Linked DNA regions of Mus musculus: all the other regions are linked to region 3. The links are chromatin loops, found by intact Hi-C in ENCODE. Cell type or tissue: left cerebral cortex. All regions are shown on one strand.

Region 1 (8,000 bases), 72 kb after region 3:
AGCAGAAGAAGGAGGAGAAGAAGAAGAAGAAGAAAAGAAGAAGAAGAAAAGAAGAAGAAGAAAAGAAGAAGAAAAGAAGAAGAAGAAGAAGAAGAAGAAGAAGAAGAAGAGGAAGAGGAAGAGGAAGAAGAGGAAGGAGAGGAAGAAGAAGGGATTCATAGTGAATTGGACTATGTTTTTCAGTTGTTTTAGAATTATAGAATTGTGTTCTAAAACATTTGATGGAGTGGTTCTTTTTGTTAAACAATCTTTAACCTTCAGCTATGCATCAGCAGCTGTCCGTGGAAGCAAATGTATTATGCATTACTGTTTTGGATATTAGTTCTGAAAACACCAACCACCCTTCTGAACATCAAAGCTTGCCTCCTATCAAGGACTTGGCTTTGAAGACAAAGTGCTGGCTATTCACCCCTTGACCCTAGGCTCTATCCATCCACCTGCAAAGAATTCAAAGATGTCTCATGACACATAGGTGTCTCACCAAGGACACCACTGGGAATTCTGGGATGTTCTTGCTTAGGAGGGACCTAAGGCGTGGAACTGTCCTGGGACAGAGAGAGCCTGGCACTCATGTACTCTGCTGGACATGGGGATGAGGATGCTGCATAGCGAGCTGCTGAGAGCAGCTGATGTGCTCCAACCTGGCTTGCAGATAAAGAAATCTGTTTGCAGAGGCTGCAGCTGGTCCAAGTCTATTTCGTAAGCCAAGCCTCCTCTCCAGCCCACTTCCTGCCCTCTTCTCCTTCCAGAAACCATGACAGAGAGTCAAATGGGAGAATCTTTGGAATGTAGAAGTAGAGAAATGGCTTTCATGTCTTGAAAAGATCGCTGCATTTGGACTAATATGTGTCAGGCTTTGCCCATAAACATCAAAATGCAAAATAGACAGACAGCACATTCTTGAATTTCCTTTAGATTACAGAGTTTTTGTTTGTGTGTTAGTTTAGATTCCAGAGTTAACTATTGGTTTTCATCAGGCCTGCAGGCATCTCTTCTTTGAAAGGAGACACACCCCTGCGGTGTGGAGAAATACAGTGAGCAGACACATTGCTGGCCCTAGAGGAATAATTAATTGAAAAAGACTTTAAACTCTAGTTTGGAAGTGCAACAAAAGCTTTGTATCTGACATCTGAACTATTTCACAATGCTGATGATGGCTGCTTATCCCAAATAGGTAATAGCTTACTTTGATCATTTTCTAGATTCTATGCATTGAACTGCTTCCTTGAGTTTTTACTTAAATAGGCTTGCTAGTTGAGTTATCCTTGGCGTCTTCAAGAAATACGAGTGAGCATAAACAGCTAATGTATGTTAGGACACACCTACGTGAGAGAGCCAGGTGGGGCATGCCAACACCTCGTGATCCATGATATTCAGAGGACAGCTTGTTCTTTCTACCATGTCTTCAGTTCCAGTGATGTGAGCTCAGGTAATTGTGAGTGGCCTCTTTACCTGCTGAGCCATCTCAACCAAACAGAGGATAGTCTTTAAGTCCACATGCAGACAGATGAACAGAATATAGGCTCTTGGAGACTGAACATTCGAACACAGCCACTCAAGCAATGTGAACTTCCTTGATGCTGCTATGAAATACATTTACAAGCCTACTTTATGTATACAAATAATAATAACAACAACTATTTAAGAAAAGAACACATTTGTACAACAGGCCCCATGGCCCGTGCCTGTAATCTCAGCATTAGGAGAGCAGAGATGGAAGGATTACTGTGAGTTTGAGGACAACTTGGGCTATCTAATTAGTTTCAGGCCAACCTGAGCTATGGAGAGAGCCCTTCTCTCTAAATAAATAAACAAACATATACACATTTCACATCTCATCCCATCTCATAAGCAGGGGTGGGGGTGGGGTTAGGGCACTGTTAGGGTGATGGGGGTGGGTTAGGGTTAGGGACATTGTTAGGGTTTTCTGTTTGTATTGAAAGAAAACACACACATGTACACGCACACACATGTGCGTGGGCTCTGTGTGGCCAGTGGGGCTCTGCTTGTTCCAGTTGTGTGTGCAGTGGAGTAAAGAGTGTAGCCTGGGGACGCTGTCAGAAAACTGCATGGACTCACAGACATTCCAACGGATCTTCCATCTCCCCATCTTCTGTGAGGCCACCGTCTTCAGTGCCTCGAATTTGGGAAACATCTATTAGATGGAATTGGCTTCTCTTAAAGGCCCTTTTGGGGAGAGCAGATGAAAGGATATGAACGCCACGGACTTGTATTGTCAGCAAACAGAAAGGGGCACACACATGTGCCAGCTTATAAATTACTGTTTTCATTAAAAAGGAGTTCAGAAGTCAGGTTCCACTTGCCATTGTGAAGACCTGAATTTTTTTTTAGCCATATGATTTCATTATATGAATTACAGAACGGTAATGGAGTAATATTGCTCTTCAGCCAGCTCTCTCAAATTTAAGACATTCAAGACCCAATAATGCACTAAATTCTTTAATTCAAGTTATGCAAATAATATACATTTTTTTATTCGGCTTCTCACCAGGTTGTACATGCATTATAAACACAACAAAGGCCTCTTTCTTGTACAATATTTTACTCAAAAGCTGCTGAAAAATAGAAGCCAAAATATTGTGAATTACATTCTCATAATGGCTTGGCTTTGTGCTAATGCCTGACATATTCTGACTGCTAAAGAGAAGCAGGGGCTGGGAAGAGGGGAGCGTTTGATGCTCTGGTACCCATTGGTACCCACGACTGCTGCCATTCTTCCCAGTGTTCTCAATGTCTAAATCAGATTATTATCTCTGTTTTCTTTAGAGTGGTACTAGCAGGTCCAGCTTTGCTGCATTCTGGGAGTCAGCAGGGGACTGGTCAACTCCAAAAGGCAAAAATGAAAGAAAGAGGTAGAACGTAATAGAAATTACCATGGCTGTCCCCTCGAACCGGGAGAACCGTTTGATTCTCTCACACAAAGCTCATGATCAAAATCAGACTGGGGGATTTCACAAAAACTTGTACATATATCTAGCAGAGTTGCAAAATTTATCTCATAGATCTAAAACACACATACACACATCACAACACATACACACACACACACACACACACACACAAAACCACCAACATACTAATTCTGTTTAGGCATTAAAAGAGAAAAGAGTTAGAGTTTAGAGAATTAGAACTACTAGGCACTCCTTATGCTAAAAACAAAAGTCACAGACTTCATCCCAAAATCTATACATTAAATCAAAAGACAGCTCTATATGAACTCACTATATTTTCTAGTGATGCTCAATATAGGTTATGGGTAAATAGCTCAAATGAATAAATGCAACTTCAAACGTTATTTATTTAAACGAACAGGAGCATGCTGCATCTCTGAAATACACAAACCAACCCCATGATAACCTCATACTTCAAAAACAGTATTTTTGTAAAGGAGATTACTTAATGTCTATGAGGCAAATGGAAAACAAAAATTGGTAAAGAAATTTCGCTCCTTCAGCCTCATGAAGTAACATGAGCTCTGTGGGAACAGAGGGCATTCCTTTATGCAGTCTGAGCTCAGTGGCTTTGAAAGCTTGGAGGTCCTCTAGGAAACACTTACCCCCACCCCGGGGGGGGGGGGTAGAATCAACCCACGTCAACTGATTTCTGCAACCGGTCCAGTATTTCTAACAGAAATCTCACCTCCAATTCCTTCCTGGTAGAGTACCCAGTCAAGTACTGAACAAGTCACTCCCGGACTCTTGTTTAAGTCAACAAGTGGCAGCCGTACTTCTTAAACCATACAGCTCTTTACACACGTCTCAGTGAGCTATGGAGGCTAGACAGCAAATGGGGGTTAAGACAGGGTTCCATTCGTTGGGCTGGGTTCCCCTGGTCTTCACTTGGATGTGTAGGTGGTCCCTTTCTCAACGAACTATAGGCACAGAATACATTTACCTTTGTAAACATAAACAGAAAGGGGGATTGTGTATATACACACATACACACAAATACACACACGCACACACACACACACACACACACACACACACGTAGAGAGACTGGTGTGTTTATGTGTGTGTGTGTCTATCGTGATTTCTTAATTGCATTTTACAGCTGGTTAAGACAGGGTCCACAGTTGCAAGGAGATGCAGAGTAACAGAGAAGAGAGCAGGTAGAGATGCTGGAAGGCATGGCAGGACACAGTGGAATGGAAAGACAGAAGCCACTCTTAGTGGGATTGATTTCTCGCCAGCGTCTGAAATAGAAGGTGATTCTGGGAGTGCCCCCACTCTCCAGTGTTGACTGTATTCCTTCCCCTAACACACATTTTTGATGCAGACACCCACAACCTCTGGGAAGAGTTCCTCAAGTTCTCTCTTCTAAATCTGAGTGGAATACGGAAGAAATAAAATATCCAGACAAGTTTGAGCATTGCCTTGTCACACACACACACACACACACACACACACACACACACACACACACACACACACACACACACACACGCACGCACATATGCGCGTGTGCGCGCACGTACACACACACACACACACACACACACACACACACACACACACACACACACACACACAAAACTTCAGCCTGTGAAGTATCACTGCTCTGTTTTAGTCTAATGCTACTTCTATCTTTTATCCTTTTTAATTAGAAGGCAAATTCTCAGACCGCCAGGCCTAATCCCCACACAGTGGAACAAAGCCCAGCGAAGCCTTTGAACACTGTTCAGCCGGGCAGCACAAGCCCTAGTAACTGTTGGCAGCAGGGGCAGGATCTGACCCTCATCCCAGCCATTCTCCTGCAGCCCATGATGCTCCCTGCCCTTCGGAACCCTATCTGTTGTTCTTCTGTTTAGACTGAAAAGACAAAAGCCGAGACAATGTGGGAAACGTAGAGGATTGGCTAGGTAGGATGCGGGGAGCTGGCGAGGGATAGGGCCCGGTAAATGGGGTTTCACGGGAATGGACACAGGGGGGAGAATTGGATCACCAGATTAGGTCTTTGGGTTCAAGAAATTTCTTCATCCCTCACTAAATCTTTTCATGGACAATACCACTTTTTAAACAATTGTTGCATTTCCAATTACTCCAGGAGTGTTCAAACAAATGTCCCCAAGCCCTCCGTGAAAAGTTTGCTCATATTTTAAACTCGCCAGATGAAAATCAATAAAACAAACACCACCCCCCTGACCAGTGACACACACTCACGTCTCCCACGTATTTGAGCTTGTAATAATATTTGACTCGAAAGCATAATTTGAGATCGTTCAAGCAAAACACGCAACTAGACAGAAACGTGGATTTTCAAAGCTAATGGGTACAATCATGAATCAAAAAGTCAAATTCCAAGTATGCAGATATGAAGCCCAATTGTTTGAGTTTCCTACTTTGGCTAACGATGAGTTAGTGAACAGTGAAATGGCAGATGCTTCGCCCGCACAGAAACCTCTTCCAAATTATTCTTAGACTTAGCTATGTGTAGGGGGCTGGTTGGGAATTACCACTCACTGCCAGGACTTTGAAGGTTGTAATAGGATTTCTGATATGTGTCTTCTTGTTTTTAAGATCTCTGGGATAGTCATTATCGAGGCAGACTGGAGGAAAAAGTAAAAGTCTTTTATTGAGAGCGTGTTCATGAGTCTAGGATTCTTGAACACAGCATGTCCTTACAGCATCTTTCAGTTTTCTTCGTCCTGGGCTTGTTCCACACGCCAATGTGTAGAGCCCAGTGCTATACCCACTGTTCAGGGTTGTCTTTGTCACCAGATATAAAGTACTACTGATCTGAGCTTGGGTGCTGGCTAGTTTAATTTAAATCATAGGTGAGGCTTCAGTCTGGGGTTGAGGGGAGTAGAGACTAATAAATATCCATTTATCACATCATGCCAAATTCAAAGTTAGAGTTAAGCCACCTCAAGGAAACTTTTGAGTTTTAGAGTTTTTACCAAGCACCATTATCCTGAGCTCTGGATTTAGAGAAAACCTAGTTTTGAAAAATCTAAAGTACAAGAATTTTAATTTAATTTTGGAGACACTTATTGGAGGAACATATACTCCTCTTATTAAAGAGATCGTAATGTGTCACTGTGATCAACTGTGATGTCTGCTGAACCCCAAATCTTCTTCAACATCCCTACTTTTTTGGTGCATAAGCACACCCTCTCTCTGTGTAAACATTAGTGAAACAGGTAAAATATACAAAGACGATTAGGTTCCCCTGCAGGCATATTTTATATGGAACAGAGGCAGTTCCCTCTGATCCTGCCCTTTTTTTTTTCTCCAATCCATTTCTGTCTTCAAGAAAAAAACCATACAAAACATAGCTACTCACATCCATAATTTAAAAAAACCCATCTATATTTGCATCCTTTGCTTTGTTTTAAATGAAAACCACCTGAAAAATTAGAATATTTCATTTTCTTTTTTGCACACCCAAGAGGTAATCAAAATTTGCAAGTTAAAACACCTTTAAAAATTTAAAGACGTTTTGTAAAGATAGAAGCCACTTGAAAAAATGTTGAAATGTTTGTGTGAATTTCACTGTCTAATGCTCCAATGGAAATGATCGATAAATATTTGCATAAAAAGAGCAAATTCATTATGTGTGCGTGTTAGTAATAATTGCAAGTCTTTCCCCAGGGGAAGGCATTTTCTTGCCGTCCTGCCTGCTCCTGCTGTCTTCTGACAGTATACACTTCAGTGAAATCTAATGCTATACTTCCCCCCAAAGTTTCTAAAAACCCAGAGACAGTCCTGGGTGTGCAGGGAACCACAGGAGGCACACTTTCAAGGAGCCAAATCCAGCATCCCCTCTCTCCAGGAATAGCTGCTGTGTTTCTGTCCTGGCCCACTACCATGCGCCCACTCACCTTAACCAAGTTTGTAAATAATTTTACTCGAGTGGAACTGAAAGGCTTCTCCATCATGGGCATCCAAAGGTTTTGAAGACAGCTCTTCTTTTAATCTTAAAGAAACTAAGCTTTGCACAGACATTAACAGTGCAGACTGTGTTGTTATTAAACATGGTTAAATATTCTCGACCATATGAAAATATAAAAATTAAAATAACGTATACACTTTAACTCTTTCTTGGGGTTCACATAATTTAGGCGTCCATGGTAGGTCTGAATGGAGAGGGTTGCCGAGGTTAAATTATGTCTTGTGGTTAGCTTTTGTTGTTATCCCGTTTCTTCCCCGGAATTAAGCTTCCTTAACCAAGAGTTAGACCTTACTTAGCATCTGAAGCTTATGATGTAAATGACCACAATACCAAGCTCAACCAAAACAAATACTTAAAAAAAAATGTCAGCCCTTAATTCTGTATTCTGATCCACCAGCGACTGTATAACTATATCATTAGTGATGTGCTGTAACTGGGGAAGTCCCTACCCTAGAGCTTGCGCAAACGATCAAAGAAAACATTCTCTTCTGTCTGCTGCACTTAGTAGTCCTGCCTCCCAACACTGGGATAAAAGGAACTTGCTAAACTGTTGCCATTTTGCAACATCTGCTATAATTCCCCTAAATCCAGATTTGTCTGACACAGAGAGCCCTGTTCTTACATCATTGCCTTGTGACAGTATAACACCAGTCACATCAAGCTGGAGGGCTGCAGCTCCGGGCTATGATAATATGAAGAAAACCTTTTTGCCTAGGGCAAAACACTTGTAACAAAGTATTATTCATCTGGCTAATTTAAATCTTCTCTCAAAAAGGTACCCAGAAACATATGCAGTATGCCTTTGTGAAAGGCTGGGGCAGCTCATAGGCAAATGACCTGAACCAAGAGTACAAAACCTAATGTCCTGATTAATTACAGCTAAGCGGCTCTGATACACAGCAAAGAGAATGCTGGGACTAATCCTTAACCCTGTCCTACATTCTCAAAATAGCCCCAACTGCTGACAGTTACAAAAACAAACCTGTCCACGGTTAAATAAAAAAGAAAATTAAAAAAAAAAAAGGAGAAGAAGAAAAACGTGAACATTATTTCTCAGTGCCCTTAGAAAACACGGGTGAGGTGCA
Region 2 (8,000 bases), 240 kb before region 3:
ATTAAAGAGCCAATAATGTCATAGTTTGCTTTAGTTTGCTTTAGCCACTGCCCAGCAAAAACTGTTTGTTGCAACAGATCTGAGTCAGTCATTTCAGATTCAGCTCCAGCACCAGCAAGACCTGTGATCTCAGCTGCTTATTCTCCAAAGACACTTGATGCTGTTTAGACACTTCAGCTTTATTACCAGTGTAATGAGAACACTGGGCAGGACTCCGTTCCCAGGAATAGTCTTAGTGTGCACTGCTCAGAGCAGCTGCATCAGAAGGGCAGCCTGACCCTTTGCATTGTGCACATTTCCATGGGCCGACATTTCAGGGTTAGGTATGTAGCTCAGTGGCAGAGCCTTTTGCTTAACACGTGCAAAGCCCTAGCTTTGCTCCTTGTCTGTAGACACCGACAACAACAACAATAACAACAAAGAGAGTTGCATCTGAATAATATTCAGAAAAGGCAAAGGATCTGATTCCTCTAGTTGCCTCCCAAACTCTCAGGCCAGGACCGGGGAGTAATGCTCTACATGGAGGGCAATGGAAGGCCCTGCCGGTTAGAATGCTTCTCTCCATGTAGGACAGTCACGCATGTCCTCAGTTAACCCTGAATCCCGAGAAAGCTGTCAGCACCTCTGTATTGGTTTCATTTAGCCCACTCTCTGGAGGGCCTCTGGACTTTACTCAGACCTAGCTATCCCCCAGTTCCCTGCCCCTCAGAGTATAATTCACCTCTGAATGTACCTTGTGCACGGGCTAGGCTCCAGCCTGGCTCTTCACACCCTTGATCTGGGCCCAGGAGTATAGGAGCTTAGCCGCCCCTGGGATTGAGCAGTTCTCCATAATGCTGTCGCAATTCCGACATCCCTAAAGTGCTCGTCCACCTTTTTCTGCTTGAGAAAAAAACTTACTTTTTCAGGTAGCCACTCAAAACAAATCCCACAGTAAATACAGGCAGCTGATCTCTCCCTCTCCCTCCCCTCCTCTCCCTCCCCGCCCCCTCTCTTGTGTGTGTGTGTGTGTGTGTGTGTCTGTCTGTGTGTTCCAAGGTTTCTTTTCCAACATCGTGATACTTTACTTTTAAAAAAAAACGTTGCTTTTAATTTTATTTATGGCGATTCTGCGAGTCTGTGCGTGAGTGCTTGCAGAGCCTAGAAGAAGGTGTCAGGTTGTGAGCCACCTGATGTGCGTGATAGGAGCTGAACTCTCGTCCTCTAGAAGAACAGCAAACACTCTTAACTGCTGAGCCATCTCTCCAGCCCCACAGAGATGCAATCCTTAGACATCTTTTCCTGTCCTTTCCCAAAGATCCCGAGTGTTCTTTCTGTACCAGTATATTTTGTACCACTCCTACCAACTGCCAAGTAGACTCTAATCTCCCACAGTAATTAGCCCTAACCAATATTTAAGTGCTTAATTTTTTTCAAGTTGTTTGTTTTGCACATGACACTAATTTATGGTTAGGTTATAGTGACGGCAGCCACCATCATTTAAATTTCTAAGAAGTGTGTAAGCTTCTAGGGACCTTATTTTGGGGAGAAGGGGCAAGCCTTAAGGTGTTGTTTATTTATTATTATTATCATCATCATCATCATCATCATCATCATCATCATCACTTTAAAACGATCCCAGGATTCTTCTTTCCATGCTTAACTTCATTCTGGGGTCTTTAGGAATAATCAGCAGCGAGCCTGTGTGCGTAAAACAGCCCTGAGCTATTCTTTAAGTTAATTATCACTTCTTTTGGTGCTGTGAATGGCTGTTCAGTGACACTGTCAGCAAGTGGAAGGAACCAAATTACTTTAATTATGGAGTAATTGCACAGAGTGATGGTAATTAAATCTTGATCAGTTTAAGTGAGTGAATTAATTGCTCTAACTTGGAATGCACACCACCACAAGAGGAGTTGTTTTGTTGTTTAATTAACACCATCCACTGAAGTCTTATCATATCGGAAATGTAGACAATTAATGAGCCCGATATTACTCTCACCTTCACAGGAACTAGAGCCGATCGCCCTGGCAATGGCGGTGTGCTTGGTACGCCTGTCACTTGTGTAGACAAACTGGTTGTAATCTCTACTTTGCCTCCTGGAGAGATGTTCAGGTAGAAATATTTCCATCTATTAGCTTCTGGCCCCATTTCATTTCAATATTCTCTGACCTATGCACACAAGATACATTTCCAAATTGTTTAATGTTTTAAACTCTACAGCCTCAATTTTACTGTGACTCTGAGCATGTGTTCCCTTTGCATTTGGGAAGGTTCGGTGCTTACACAGACAGACTAAGGGGCTTCATAAAATGTGTTCAGTTTTCAGTCATCATTTATTGAAGTAGCTTTTCTGTCTATCTATTGCTCATTTTTAGTGCTGTGAATTACTTTGTGCTTTTAAAGCACATAGAATCCTTCCTGGACCTAGATCACCAATGTTTGTCTTTTACTATGAAAACTTTTGAAAATTGCCAGTGCCCAAGCCCTGTGCAAAATTTAAGGGGTTGGGGCTGAGAAGAAGCACAGACATGTTTTAAATTCCTTAGATGAGTCTAGGTGGAGAACAGCTTATCTAGAAAGGTCCAATTTAAAAAAAAATGTTGAGGTAGAACTACTCCTAGTTTTCTGAGAAAACGTCAAAATGATTTCCAAAGTGGTTGTACAAGTTTGCACTCCCACCAGCAATGGAGGAGGGTTCCCCTTGCTCCACATCCTCGCCAGCATCTGCTGTCTCTTGAACTTTTGACCTTAGCCATTCTGATGGGTGTAAGGTGGTAATCTCAGGGTAATTTTGATTTGTATTTCCCTGATGACTAAGGACTTTGAACAGTTCTTTAAGGCTTCTCAGAAGCCATTTGAGACTCCTCTGTTGAGAATTTTCTGGTTGGTTCTGTACCCCATTTTTAATTGGGTTATTGGGGTGGTTGGTGTCTACCTTATTGAGTTCTTTATAAATTTTGGATGTTAGCACTCTGTCAAATGTAGGGTTGGTGAAGATCCTTTCCAAATCTGTGGGCTGCTGATGTGTCTTATTGACAGTGTCCTTTGACTAGCAGAGATGGCTAGATGGCCATGAAAATGAATGGAAATATTCAAGTGATCAGGGTGAGATGGTGCAGGCAGGGCATCTCCAGGATAAGACAGAGGCCTGGAATAAGGGAGGCACCCAAGAATCAATGGGGGTGACCTTAGCTATGAATCACTACATCGGGGCTATGGGACCTGAAGAGGCCACCTCTTGTAGCCAGACAGGAATCCCAGTGGAGCAATAGAAGACACCAACCCACCCACAAAACTTTCAACCCAAAATTTATCCTGACTACAAGAAATGCAGGCAAGGGGGATGGAGCATAAACTGAGGGAATGCCCAACCAATAACTGACCCAACTTGAGACCCATCCCATGGGCAAGCACCAATCCCTGACATCATTAATGATACTCTGTTATGCTTGCAGATAGGAGCATGTTGTCCTCTGAGAGACCCTACCCAGCAGATGACCCAAACTGATACAGACACCCATAGCCAAACAGTGGCTGGGGCTTAGGGACGCTTATGGAAGAATAGGAGGAAGCTTTGTGCACAGGCTCCAGCTGGAGCTAATACAAGGCACAGGAGACTGCACTAAGACAACATGAACACGCTCTGAAGTCTTTTTTGTTTGTTTGGTTGGTTGGTTTGGTTTTGATTTTGGTTTTTTGGTTTTCTGAGACAGAGTTTCTCTGTATAGCCCTGGCTGTCCTGGAACTCACTCTGTAGACCAGGCTGGCCTCAAACTGAGAAATCTGCCTGCCTCTGCCTCCCTAGTGCTGGGATTAAAGGCGTGCACCATAGTTTTACTGTGTATGACCAGAGCATGCATTGTGAGAGATAGAAGTACATTGAAGAGAATAGGCCAATACCATTGATAAGCACTCCTAAGCTGGGTAGATAAATGTATTCAGCTTACTGCTGGACGAACCAGTGAAAGGCAGTTTGGTGTTCAGAGTAGTTTGGTGGCAGGGAGCTGGAGGGCAAGGCCAGGGCTGTTGTTGGGAGATCCTGGGGAGGTTTAAAGGAGTAGTTCCTTCTGGATAAGAACAATCAAGAACAGGAATGATTTTATAGTTGGAAATTCAGTAATTGTAATCGAGAAGCTAAGGGGATGAAGGCCAGGCTAGCTAGGCCAAGAGTACAGTTTCGAGTTTTGTTGTTGTTGTTGTTGTTGTTTATTTTGTTTTGTTAGAGAAAGGGGCTAGCCTAGTCATTTCTGTATGCAGAGCCTCTTCGGTTTTTTGCTCTTTTCTAATCTGGTCGAGGAGCGAAGGTACCTCTTCCTAGTCTGTGCACGTGGCTCATGCTCAGGAAGGAATAACACGAGCTAGCTGCCCACCATACTCTGCTTTCCCAGCGGACAAGGAAGGCGCTTGATCCCTTAAGTCACGTTAGGACTTAAATAGTGAAGACTCCTAAGGAATGGAATAACATAACAATGTTTCTATGGAAAGACTCCTTAGGAGGCTGTGTGGAGGATGGTTTTGAATATGACAAAGATGAATGCAGATGATTTAACAGGAACAGAGGAACACTCCCGGCAGTGGGAGTGTAAGGAATAAAAAGGGGAAGAGAGGGTGTGAGGGAAAGGAGGACAGGAAGCCCAGAATGGCAACGGTGGGGGATGGCAAGGAAGGGCTAGAGAGGAAAGGGGGGGAAGAGGGTAGAATGGAGACGACGGGAGGGAGGAGCAGGAAGGACAGTGGGGGGTGCAGGTGGGGGGAGGAGAGCATGAAGGAGAGAGCAGGAGGAGCAGGGTGGATGGGAGACGAAGAAATAAAATGATGGAGCACATAGTCGATCTCCACTTCGAGAAAGAATTTGACATTACAGACTTTCCCCGCCCCCCCCCATCCACCCTGAAAAGGGAAACTCTACTATTTAAAGTTCCTGCCTGGACACATACAACTGACTTGGGGCTTCTGAAGTGTGAAGTCCCCTTGTCCCAGCTCTGGGACCAGGCTGCAGCAGCCTTTCTCACTTCAGATGGGAAGGAAGGGCGTGCAGGGTCCAGGAGGCTGTGATTCAGAGCGGTCACGTCACACCGGGACAGAGACCGCAGGCTTTGACTTTCTTGGGGGAAGGGCTGTCTGTTGTCCCAGGGCTGTGAGTCACAGATAGCAAAGGACAGATGATGGAAAGTGACAGGAAACCCCCACTGAGCACAGTTCTCTGAGGCTAATGCACCCCAGTCAGGCAGCCTCTAAGGAAGTGTAAGTGGGCCATTCTGCTGCCAGAGAGCAGCAAAGCCCTGAAGATGAGGGGGGAGATAGGAGCTTCTTTCGGTGTGGGTAGGAAGCCACAGTAACTGAGCACAAAAGACAGCTGATCGGAGGACTTTTTGAAAGCTAAAGTGATGATTTTACTCCACTCTGGACTTTAATGTGTGTGCCTCTGTGTGTGCCTCTGTGTGTGTGTCTGTGTGTGTGTGTGTGTGTGCATGTCTGTCTGTGCTGGACACCACAGGAGGACATCACTTGAATAGGATCTCTCACCCCGTCTGGAGACCTTGGGTTTTTCAGCAAGCTTCAGAGATTGTCCTGCCTCCCCTACTTGGCTTCCCAACGGGCGGGGTTATAGGCACTTGCCACCATGCGTGGCTTTTTATATGGGTGCTGGATCTGAACTCAGTAAGGCTTAGCAAGGGCTTTTACCCTCTAAGAAATCTTCTCCAGACTCCTGAACTTTTTTTTTTTTTGATTTTTAATCCATGAAATGGTGATTCACTGGTCTGAAAAACAGATGCATAACAAAAACTCGTGTGGTAGAGGGAAGGGGAGATAGACTGAACGGTGGAACAGGGGCAGAAGATCAAGCAGGATTGCAGCTACTAATGATTATAAGGTTGACGCTGTAATCCTCTGGGGTGGGGAGAAGGCATGAAAAGATCTAAGTCTCTTTCCTTTTAGTCTCTTTGGGGGCTTGGGGTGGCCTCGAATAGCTTAATTTTAATCTGTGGCAGCACGGTTACATAAGTGGCTTGGAGCAGAGTGCTTCTTAGCATTTGCTTCTGTTCCATTTCCTGCAGATGCTCCGAGGAGCGCACTCACTGGTCTGATGCATTTCATAAGAATTCAGGCGACTTGTTTACCTAGTACGTCTATAGGGCTCCTCTGCAGATTACCAAAACACTCAGAAAATGAGGATTCTATTAGTTCATGACCTTGTGTTTTAGTGGGGTTGGGGGGAGTGGCTTTGAAATTCATAAAATGTGTTAATGTAGGGATAGAAATCTTTATCCCCCCATGTATGCTCAGTCCAATCAACAGGAAGGATTAGGTCCTAAATAATCTGACATTAGTATTAAAACAAACATTTACAAACATGTGTGCCCATTACTGGCTATTACATATGGAGCTTTAGTTCTTTATCCCCCAACCTTTTACTAGAAGGCATCACTGTATGTGACACTAGGTAGGGAATGCTAATTAAGACTTAGGTCACCTTTTCATTTAGTAGCAGAGGAAAAGCCGCAATAACCATTTGAGAAAGGCTAAGTGAATGGTGTGTCACACAACAGGGGGGCCTGAGGCTAGCTCTGCTTCTCATACTTTGCTAGTGACATGCTGAGGTGCTGAGGGCATCTGCGGCCCGGCCGGCCGAGTTCACAACTGAGCAATGCTGTATGTAGTTCAGCTCCCAGGCAGTTAAAAGCAACCTGGGAGCATCTGTGACTGTCCTTGAGTACTGGTTGCTTCTCCTGCTGCTGTGATCAGATGCCAGCAGAATCGACTTGAAGGGTTGTGTGGTATGCTGTGTGAAAGGCTCAGTCCATTGTGGTGGGGAAGTTGATGGCTTGGGTCTGAGGCAGCAGATATCTGCAGTCAGGAGGCAGAGAGCTATGAATGCCGGTACAGTTGTCTGTTTTAGTCAGTTGATGGCTCCAGCCCGTGACATAGTACCCCTCACTTCTGAGTAGTTCTTCCAGCTCAGTAGAAATGACTTCATTGACACACCCAAAGGTGTGCTTCCATCATGACTCAAGACTACAAACTGAATTGACAATCCATATTATCAATCCCACCTTGCTATGTTCTGAGAACTTGTTCCAGGACACACACCCTCCCCCCCCCCCATCACCTGAGCATCTCATTCCCACAGACACACACAGCAAAATCCTTGGGTGCTCAAATTTCTTCTATAAAATGGCAGTGTATTCAGCAGATGTGCACCACCCATATACCTTAAATAATAAACTGTGCCTCATGCATTGTAGAGGCAATGTAAATGGTTATTTTGTGTCACTAGAGAATAAAGACAAGAAGAAACTGCCTTTGTAATGCAGGTGGAAGGTTTCCTCGTTAATATATATTTTTAGTTCATAGTTGATTGACTCTAAGGATGTGGGGCCTGTGAATGCAGAGTGCAGACTGTAGACGATGTGTTTCCTCTTAATTCTTTTTGAAAGTAAACTTTTACTTATTAAAACCCATCTCTCTTGTGTTTTCATTCAATGGAATGCAGCTTTTATCCTAAGTCTCTCTGACTGTCTCACTTCTTGAGCCTTGACAGCAGCATCTCCAGTGGTTTCCTCCCTAGTGAAAACCATAATGACGTGGAAGTATAGTTCCCGCACTTGCTTTCATGAAGCTTGCCGTCTGCAATACTCCTTCCTTACAGGTTAAATGGCGGTAGGTTAAGAGCCTGACACTAAATTGACATTTTAACCATGATCTGTTTGCCCTCCCTGGTGCCAAATGAATGAAATCAGTTGCATGAGTGCTTCTGGCAGGCAGGGAATCATTCCTAGGTTGGATGTAGTCTGTTGATGTTTTAAAAGAGCACAGGCATTACGTTGGTTGGTGAGAGATGAGTAAGGCCAACAGCATGCTGCTAAACACACAGCTGTTGGGATGGAAAAGCTTGCTTGTTACTATGGCTGACTTAAAATTAGCAAGTTAACATCTTGAACTCAAAGCAGAAAAATTGCTCACCACTGATCTCCTCAGCCAGCGCATAGTCCCCCAGAGAAGTGGTGGGGAGCTG
Region 3 (8,000 bases):
GGCAAACAGAGCTTCCAGAACGTCGAGCTGTGCCCTAGTAAATGTCGTCCTCTCCCTTCGCTGTTTCCGGGGGGTGGCTGCAGGACAAGAAGCCCAGGGCCCTTTAGGGTGGGGGAGCAGTTTCTCAGTCACAGGACTTTTGCCTCGGTCCTCAGACTCCCCGACCTCCCTCCTCTCACCGCGTTACCCAGTATCCCCACCCCTTCCAGAGCCTCACAGGACACACGACCTCCCAGTGTAATGCGGTCCCCTCCAACCCCCCCCCCCCCGACGCCAGCTACAAATTACTTGAGGAACTAACAAAATAAAACAAGGAGCCACAATTCCCATCCCCACGCCCAGTTCTGGAAACGAACAAGCAAATAACAACCTCTAGATCACACACATCACCAGAAAAGGCTGACTAGTAAAGTTAAAGGCTCTATGAGGACCAAAGGTTCAGAATGACGCAGCGAACGCCGAGCCAGTTCCCACGGTATTTTAACACCACAGGGACGTTTGTTCTTTTATCTTTAAAATGGGACATAGTTCATACTTTTATGAGTTTTTGGTTGGGGGGAGGGAGGAATCTGACTAGAAAAGAAAATTGTCTGGCACCTGGAGGGAAGCCACACCTCTAAGGATTAAAGGGACAGGGCATCGACGTACCGGAAACCCCTGGAAGCCCCTGGCCAGGGAAAACTGGAAGGGACAGTAGGGGAGAGAATTCGGTTGCTCCCAGGGAAGTAATAGCTAGGAATTGGACGTGGAAACGTACGCAAGAGCGTGCTCAAGTGACAAGGTCAACAACCTTCCACGACCTAGCCCAATGAATGTCGCCAAGCCACTCGAGTTAAGAATGGAGCGGTGTGATTCTCTGTTACTTCTGCAGACCCCAGATTCGCCTCTTCCCAGCCTCTTGTTCCCTCTTGGGTCAGTAAATGCTCTGTGGCACTCGGCAGTTTGGTAGCAAGGAAAATACATCGGGAACCCCGCCTTGAGCTTGAGTGAGGACAGCGCGCCCTCCAACCTCGGAGCTCCAGAGGGGCGGGCGTGTGGAAGGGCGTCTAGAAGGCCGCGGACTCACTTACCGGGGTAGCCCACGGAGGGATGCAGCAAGTCCATACCCGAAGTGGTCAGACTCAGCCCATTGACTGCGTAAGGCGGTTGCTTTAGATAAGACATCATGCTAAGGTTGTTTGGAGGCGCAAAGTCGGCCCAAATTGGGGGGACCCAGCCGGACGGTCTCGATTCGCCTGGAGTGGACAGGGTCAGGGTCCTTGGTGGGTAGATTTGGAGTGACGGAACTAAGGGCAAAGCAAACAAACAAACAGAAATGCTGGTTTACTGCTTCGGAGGGAGCAGCTTCCTCCACGTTCCAGCACTAACTAAAAAGAACCCGGGAGACGCTGGGCACAGGCTTTTAAAGGAGTTGCAGATGCGTCCCCCACCCCCGCCGTCCCCCCCACCCCCCAGCAGCTCCAAAACTAGAGGGGATGGAGTGAGACCAGATAAACCTGTCTTCCCCACCCCCACCCTAAACTTAAAAAAAGAAAGAAAGAAAACCGACCCGAGGAAAGCAATTACAATCTGCCTTCCCCAAGAACAAAACCCCACGCCTCCAAATGCACGCTCTACATTCCTAACCCAACATTTGCATAGGACTCATTGGCTGGCACTAGCTAATTGTCTCAAACAAAACTTGATTGGGGCCATTTGCAGAGACAAAGAACTCTTTGGCTAAATAAATAATGCTGATAACAAAGCCCATTGGTGAGAAACAAAGAAACAATTCAAGAAATCTACCTCTTCCCAGACTGTTGCCTTTCCCTGGCAGAGATTTTAATTATCTTAGCTGATTTTTTTTTAAATTATTACCACTTTCAACTGCTGTGAACCTAAAATGTAAACGCATTCAACATTTAAAACACCAACTTGCTGAACAACAAACTTGTGAAAACTGCCCAATCACTATTATCCCACATTTGAAGTCATTTCCAGTAATCATTTTCACCTAATTAGTAGTCTGGATAATTAGATTTCGAAGTAAGTAACAGATTTATTAGGGTTTTGGAGGAGTTTGATTACATGTGTCTAAAGAACTATAGCTAAACAAACAACTATTTAACTTTTAAGCGACACCCATCAAATATTTAATTTAAACATACTGAGAGGGAAAAAAAAAAGTCTTTTCTTCAAGACTAGCACAGGGCTTGACAGAAATGCTTAAGTTAGAATCCTAACTGAAGTAAAGTCAGATAAACTGCTGCCCCCACATTTTGCAAGTCCAGAGGGGTGCATTCCTACAGCAAGCCGCTTCCATGTTTTTTATGTCAGGAGGCTACAGATCCAGCGGGAAACACTTTTTCTTGGATTTTGGGTTGGGGGGAGAGGGGGCTGCAACGGGAGCCACCTTTCCCATATATTTAGGTTTGAAGTCAATAAACATCCAAAGCAATGGAACTAACCGCACTTCTCTCTGCTTTTTAAATTTCCTACAATTTTGTAAGAAAAGGAGCTGGGTGGGGGGAGAAAAAGAAAAGTCATCTGTGTTCCTTTGCTGAACCCCTCCCCCCATCGATGTTAATACAGGCAGGCAATGTGTGTAAGGCTGGCTTTTATTTTCCAAAAATAAGGCACTTAAAGCGCTCTCTCTCTCTCTCTCTCTCTCTCTCTCTCTCTCTCTCTCTCTCTCTCTCTCTCTCTGCTTTGAAACTTTGACACTCTGAGAAACTTCCTCAAAATGGCGGATACAAGACTGAGTTCTCTGTCACTTCATAAAGTTCATTAATGAAAAAATTAAGACCTTAGGTTTTCATATTTACCTTGCTTAAGAGACAAAGGCAAAGCTTCACAAACAAAACTCAACAGCTGTGATTTCTTCCAGATTTACATTCAGAACACAAGTCTTATTTCCCCACCCTAAAATGTGATTTTTATAAATGTCCTTCTAAGAGAACTGGATTGTTAACGAGTGAAACTAGTTACTTTTGCGAAGAACACTTTATATTCTGTGTTCCTTCTTCCAAGATCTAGCTATTTGTAACTGTGAACGTAAGATTCTTTAAAAACCCAGTCGTTCCTTATTTAAATACCCTCTAAAGAGGAATTCTTTGAAAATACACTCTTATTCCCTTGGACAGTTCTGACCTGTTATATATGATGTTAAGATGGGCATGTATTTATTTACTAGTCTAGCTCTCACCCAATTAGATCGCCTAAACAGATCATTTGATAAAAGCGGCATGTTCCAGGATAAAAAGCAGTAACAGAAAGTTCGGGGCGAGGTCCTTCTTGGAGAGTCAAAACGGCTCAAATTGTCAGGGAAAACTATTTTCACTTTTCCTCCTGGAGATGTGGGCGGAATAAAACAAAACAAAAACAAAACAGGAAAACCAAAACCCAAACCACGGTCACTTCTCCACAGCGAGCTTAGATAATAAACACGGATAGATAATAAAGACGGCTGCGGGGCCCTTCCACCTAACTTTCACCGCTTGCTAAGGATTCCATTCTAGCTTCCTCTCCACGCACAGTGCAAAGGGGAATGGGGGTGGGGACTCTTTCTAAGACACAAGAGTTAAGGTGACCGCTCTCGAGGAGAGATGGCTTCCGAGAGCTCATACCTAGGAGCAAATAGCGATAGCGCGGCGACTCCCCGACTGCTCTCTCCTCCAGGAGCAAGCGACTGGGTCCGGCGTCTCTGCCCTGCAGTCCGGCAGATCAGCAGCTCTGATGCCCAAGCCCCGTCTCCACTGCCTGCGCCGGCCTGCACAGCCTTATATCTAACGGTCAATTCGTGCAATCTGTCGCTTCCCCCTCCAGATCGCCCCCCCTCCTTGGTGGTTTTTTTTCCCCTTCTTCCAAGAAGCCCATCTACCAGTTGCTGTGTCCTCGCTCAATAATAATTACCTCGTCCGAGAATTAATTATAATAAATGTTTTCTTGATAAACTAACGAGATAATCCGAGGGGCACACGTCCCTTAATTACAGGCCGTCGTGCTCAGCTCTGCTTCTCGTCCTGGCTGATTAATTTTCTGCATGATAGAAAGGAAACAAAACTTCGCTGACTGGCGGCTCGGCCTGAGGCAGGGGAGAGGACCGAGAGCCGGAGGGAAAGGAAGAAGGAGGTACGCGGGCATTTGGAAAACAGCCGGCGCCAGGCCCGCCAACTCGAGTGAAAGTTTCTGGCCTCGGGGAATCAACATCACCACCCGCGAGGGAGGGAGAAAGAAATGTGCCAAAGGGTTGCTCTTGACTATTAATTATAGTTCGAAGAAGCCCCGGTGTTAGGTCTGGAAGGAGAGGCCTGGGTGTCTACCTTTCTCTGGGGGAGGAGTTTGCGCCCAACTCCACTCTAGTGCTAATAACTTTCAGTGGCCGGAAAAAGTCCCGAGGTGAACAGACGAAATCCTGACACCCCCCCCCCCCCAAGCTCTGGAATGGAGGGCACAGTTTCCAAGGAAGAGCAACTCCTCTCGGTCCCCACCCAAAGTGGTCCACGCGGCTGGGCCTTCTTTCTCTCTCCATACACCCTTCTCCCTCCAAAAGACCAAATCGGTTTGGGGCTCTAAGGTTTTCAGATTTTCCAGTGAAATCGGACACTGGCTTTCAATAGTCCCTTGAACGCATCAACACCGCCACTTCTTCGGAGTTTGCCGCGCGAACCGTCGCCCAGGCCGGGTGTCAGCGGGGACCTTCTAATAGTTCGTTTTGGGGGCAGGCCGAGAGCAGGGGCTGGGCCTCGGCGAGCCCCTCCGTATAAGGTCAGCCTTGACCTACGACACTTCATTGTCCCCAAGCCAGAAAAGGCAGTACAGAAGTGCTTAACGGGCCACGATGCTACCCCAGACACAAAACAACTAAGAACTCGAAGTCCTTCCTAGGGAGGGACTCCGGGGTCTCTGACCAGGAGCATCCAGGCGCCCACCCTCAGGTCTGGCTGTCCCAGTTGCGCGCAGAGGCTGAGGCGCGCGTGCCCTGAACCACACTAGCCACAGTCGCCTTTAAAACCTGTCCAACTAGCGGCCTCGGCCTGGCGATCTGGCCCAGAAGCCCCGACTTTCAGTGTACAGTTCTGGGGCTTGGGGGAGCCGCACCCCTAGGGATGGAGAGGAGGAGAGTTGTAAAAGATTCAAGAGCCCTAGCGGCTTTGAGAAGAGGCGGAGAGCAGAGGGGCATTAAGCTTGGGGAGTGAGGACGAGAAACAGGAGCTGAGGCGGCGCGGGAGTAACAAGACGCCAGCGCTGTCGCCTCCTCGGTTATCCGCTCCGATTTCGGCTCCCGTTGCAAACCGAGGAGTCTAGAGGCAGCCCGAGGCCCCCGCCGATAATGGAGAGCCGGCCTTCGGGAGCTCCGTCTTTCGGAAGCGTCCACCTTATTATCTTTGTTTTAATTTACCAACCTAGGTACATTACACAAGCATTATTTTGTCATGGATTCTAAAATACGCCCTTGGAACCAAACCTAAGGACTCCAGCTCAATCTAGGGGCCAAAATGCAAAGCTCGCGAGGAGAAGCCATGAATAGCGTGGGCATAAGAACAAAACCCCTCCCCAACTCCCAGATTAGACTCCTAGGATTTCTGCGACGTTCTTCGGTAGCAGCGACCCCCAGGAGCACGCGCTCTCGCTCCCTCCCACTCCCTCCCTCTTCTACAGATCGTCAAATTTTTTCCTAATGGTCATTATTTCGTCTCAAAATTCTCATTAGAAAAATAAAATACATCGCCCGCCCCCACCCAAGGAAGTTCCACGTCCGCAGAGTTGCACATTGGAGGAGCGGAGGTCACTGCGGACTGGGGGAACACAAAGATATCGCTATAGACAAGACAGACGGACACTTACCTTACAGCCGCATTGGACGTTAGAAAAGAAAAAAAAATCAAATTATCCTTCAAAATTCCAAATAGCCAGCTATCCTAAAAGAAATCAAGAGCATTCAGTTAAAAACCTTGTAGTCTTCACCTTTCCATAAAAAGTCAAACATAACCAGAAAAAAAAAACAATTAAAAGAAAACATAAAATGAAGTGGCCAGAGTTGTAAACAGGCTTGTGTCCGTCTACGATACATACAAAGTAGAGGTGGCGACTGAGCTCCTCTAGCGATTTTTATTTTTTAGTAACAGTGGAGGCTGAGTTGGAGCTGAGGAAGGTTCCGCTCTCAGGGAGATTTGCTGAGAAAGCGCCTCTCTGGCAACTTTTTGACGCAAACTCTCCAACCAATGGCAGGGAGAGAATGATTGACACATCTAAGCCAGAGGGAAAATAATAAAAACACACAACAGGGGGAGGAAAACAGGCCGCTGCTGCACGGGGGGAAGAGCAGGCAACAAATCCAGGCCTCCGACACTACCAGAACGTTCTTTAAAACACTGGGCTACGCTTAAAATATACATTATGGGCCCAAGCATGTGAACTAATTGTATAATTAAAATGATGGACAGGAAGGCCTCCCTCTTCGGTCTTTTCTTCTTCCTTTATACTCCTTCTTATCCTCCTTTTCTTTTTTGTTTTTATTTTAGAGAAAGGATACCAAACAACATAAAGCAGGAAAATATTTAAGTCAAAGCTAGGGGAAGGAGGGAGGGGGTAGTACCCCGTTTTCGATTTCCAACGCTAGCAAAGAATGTGTGGGTCAGAGGCAGAACTCAAACCCAGGCACAGGCTTAAAAACAGGGCTATGTTCTCTTGAAGAGGACCAGACGGCGCTGAGGGAAAAATGGGTGAAGATGAACAAGAGTGGAACTGAGCTGTGAACATGCAGTGTAGGCAGAGAGTCACGCAGCTATGGACTGTCTGAAAACTCCAGCGTCCTCACTGGCTGTTCTTTTACCCCTTAGAATAACCCTTGGTCTCTGGAGTTCTGGCTTTCCAGGCATGTTTTTTCAATTTGATAAGCATAGAGCAAGATACAAAAGAAAACGTGAGCTCCCAAATCTACCGCCAAGGCAGATTTCCGGCCAAGGGAGGGGATACCTCAAATCTCTCCAGCTGAGTATGAGGTGACAAAAAGCCCCCAGTAGAAACAGTTTGTGCTTAAGAACAAACGCCTGGTACTTCAGGCCTGGGAGTTACTAGGGATGGAGGCGCCCTACTCAGAGGCCGAAACTCGGGAGCTGGGATGCTGCAGGGTCAACCAACTCAACTTCTTCTGGTCCAGACTGGTTTTTTTTTTTTTTTTTTTTTAAACAAGAATCAGAGTTTTCTAGAAAAGCAGAAACACGCTGGACAGAATATTAGGGGACGGGGCGGGGGGAGGTGAGGGGCAAACGCTACTGCTGAGTGTGTGAATGGAGGCTGGGAGGGGGAGGGGGGGGGAGGATAGCTTTCCCCTCACAACTCCCAATGCAGAAGGAAAAACAAAACAAAACGAAAAAACCCACCCCTCCCTCACTACCTCAGTCACCGCCACCACTGCTAGTGGGCCCAAAGAAACAGCTCGTTGCCTTTAATTTGGGGACCTATGTTAATGAAGTTGGTAATTAATTCGTCGCTTTGTTGTCGGTTCTTATACTGTATGTGTAATCAAATGTGGCCGTCCTTGGGATTTACAGCAATTAGCGAATTACGGGAGTGCGCACGAGGCTGCAAGTTCTCGGCAGCCCGGCTGGGCTCGGCTCCGGCCTAAGGCTGGGCACTCCGCTGCCGCTGCAGACTTGCAGGTGTGTCCTAAGAGCCTTGGGGTCCTGGAGGCTCCGCGAACCCTCGAGCTCCTCCGGGCTTGCCCAGTTCTTCCTGGCTCCTTCGTAGCTGTTCCAGTCCTAAGGAAACTCCTGGCTGTCGCGTTCCCCAGAGCCACGACTTTGTGGGGCCTAGGCTAGGGGGGAGGGTGAGTACGGATCTTTCCTTGTTACCCCGCCCCCACTGTGCAGAAACACCTGGCGACTGTCCCTAAGGCCTTTCATTTAGGAGAGGTAAACAAATGTCCCAGGCAGTTGTCCCGCGTGGCCCGGGCTGTGGGAAGCAGGTCCTGGCTCTTGGTCCGAGCCATCGTGCTTTGTATGATGGAAAGGCAAATC

The links. Hi-C counts contacts between places; a loop is a spot of excess contacts. Peaks named below come from ENCODE experiments on the same cell type or tissue, not always from the same donor. Only the 100,000 strongest peaks of a DNase experiment are listed, where the experiment ranks them.
Region 1: a loop joins it to region 3, with 2.0 times the contacts of the local background. A loop is called at or near these places in 4 of 42 quality-filtered maps.
Region 2: it touches region 3 in a loop (3-fold over the local background); 2 of 42 quality-filtered maps call a loop at or near these places.

What each region holds. Positions count from the first base shown.
Region 1 is chr14:48,733,633-48,741,632 of GRCm38, forward strand. The region is part of intron 4 of Otx2os1 (orthodenticle homeobox 2 opposite strand 1); the gene reads left to right. Among named protein-coding and RNA genes, the nearest start is that of Gm22699, 32 kb to the right of the region's middle. In left cerebral cortex, no CTCF peak of the experiment used is centred here; no DNase peak of the experiment used is centred here.
Region 2 is chr14:48,417,082-48,425,081 of GRCm38, forward strand. No RefSeq gene overlaps it. Among named protein-coding and RNA genes, the nearest start is that of Tmem260, 25 kb to the right of the region's middle. In left cerebral cortex, no CTCF peak of the experiment used is centred here; DNase peaks (open chromatin) are centred at 4,549, 5,180, 6,012 and 7,876; H3K27ac peaks cover 2,078 bases.
Region 3 is chr14:48,661,374-48,669,373 of GRCm38, forward strand. It overlaps Otx2 (orthodenticle homeobox 2), which reads right to left and starts at 6,271. Exons shown (of 5, transcript NM_001286482.1): 1 at 6,055-6,271; 2 at 5,827-5,900; 3 at 1,071-1,286; 4 at 1-77. The coding sequence starts at 1,167. Otx2os1 (orthodenticle homeobox 2 opposite strand 1) reads left to right here and starts at 7,915. Exons shown (of 5, transcript NR_029384.1): 1 at 7,915-8,000. In left cerebral cortex, no CTCF peak of the experiment used is centred here; DNase peaks (open chromatin) are centred at 3,253, 3,481, 4,079, 4,641 and 3 more places.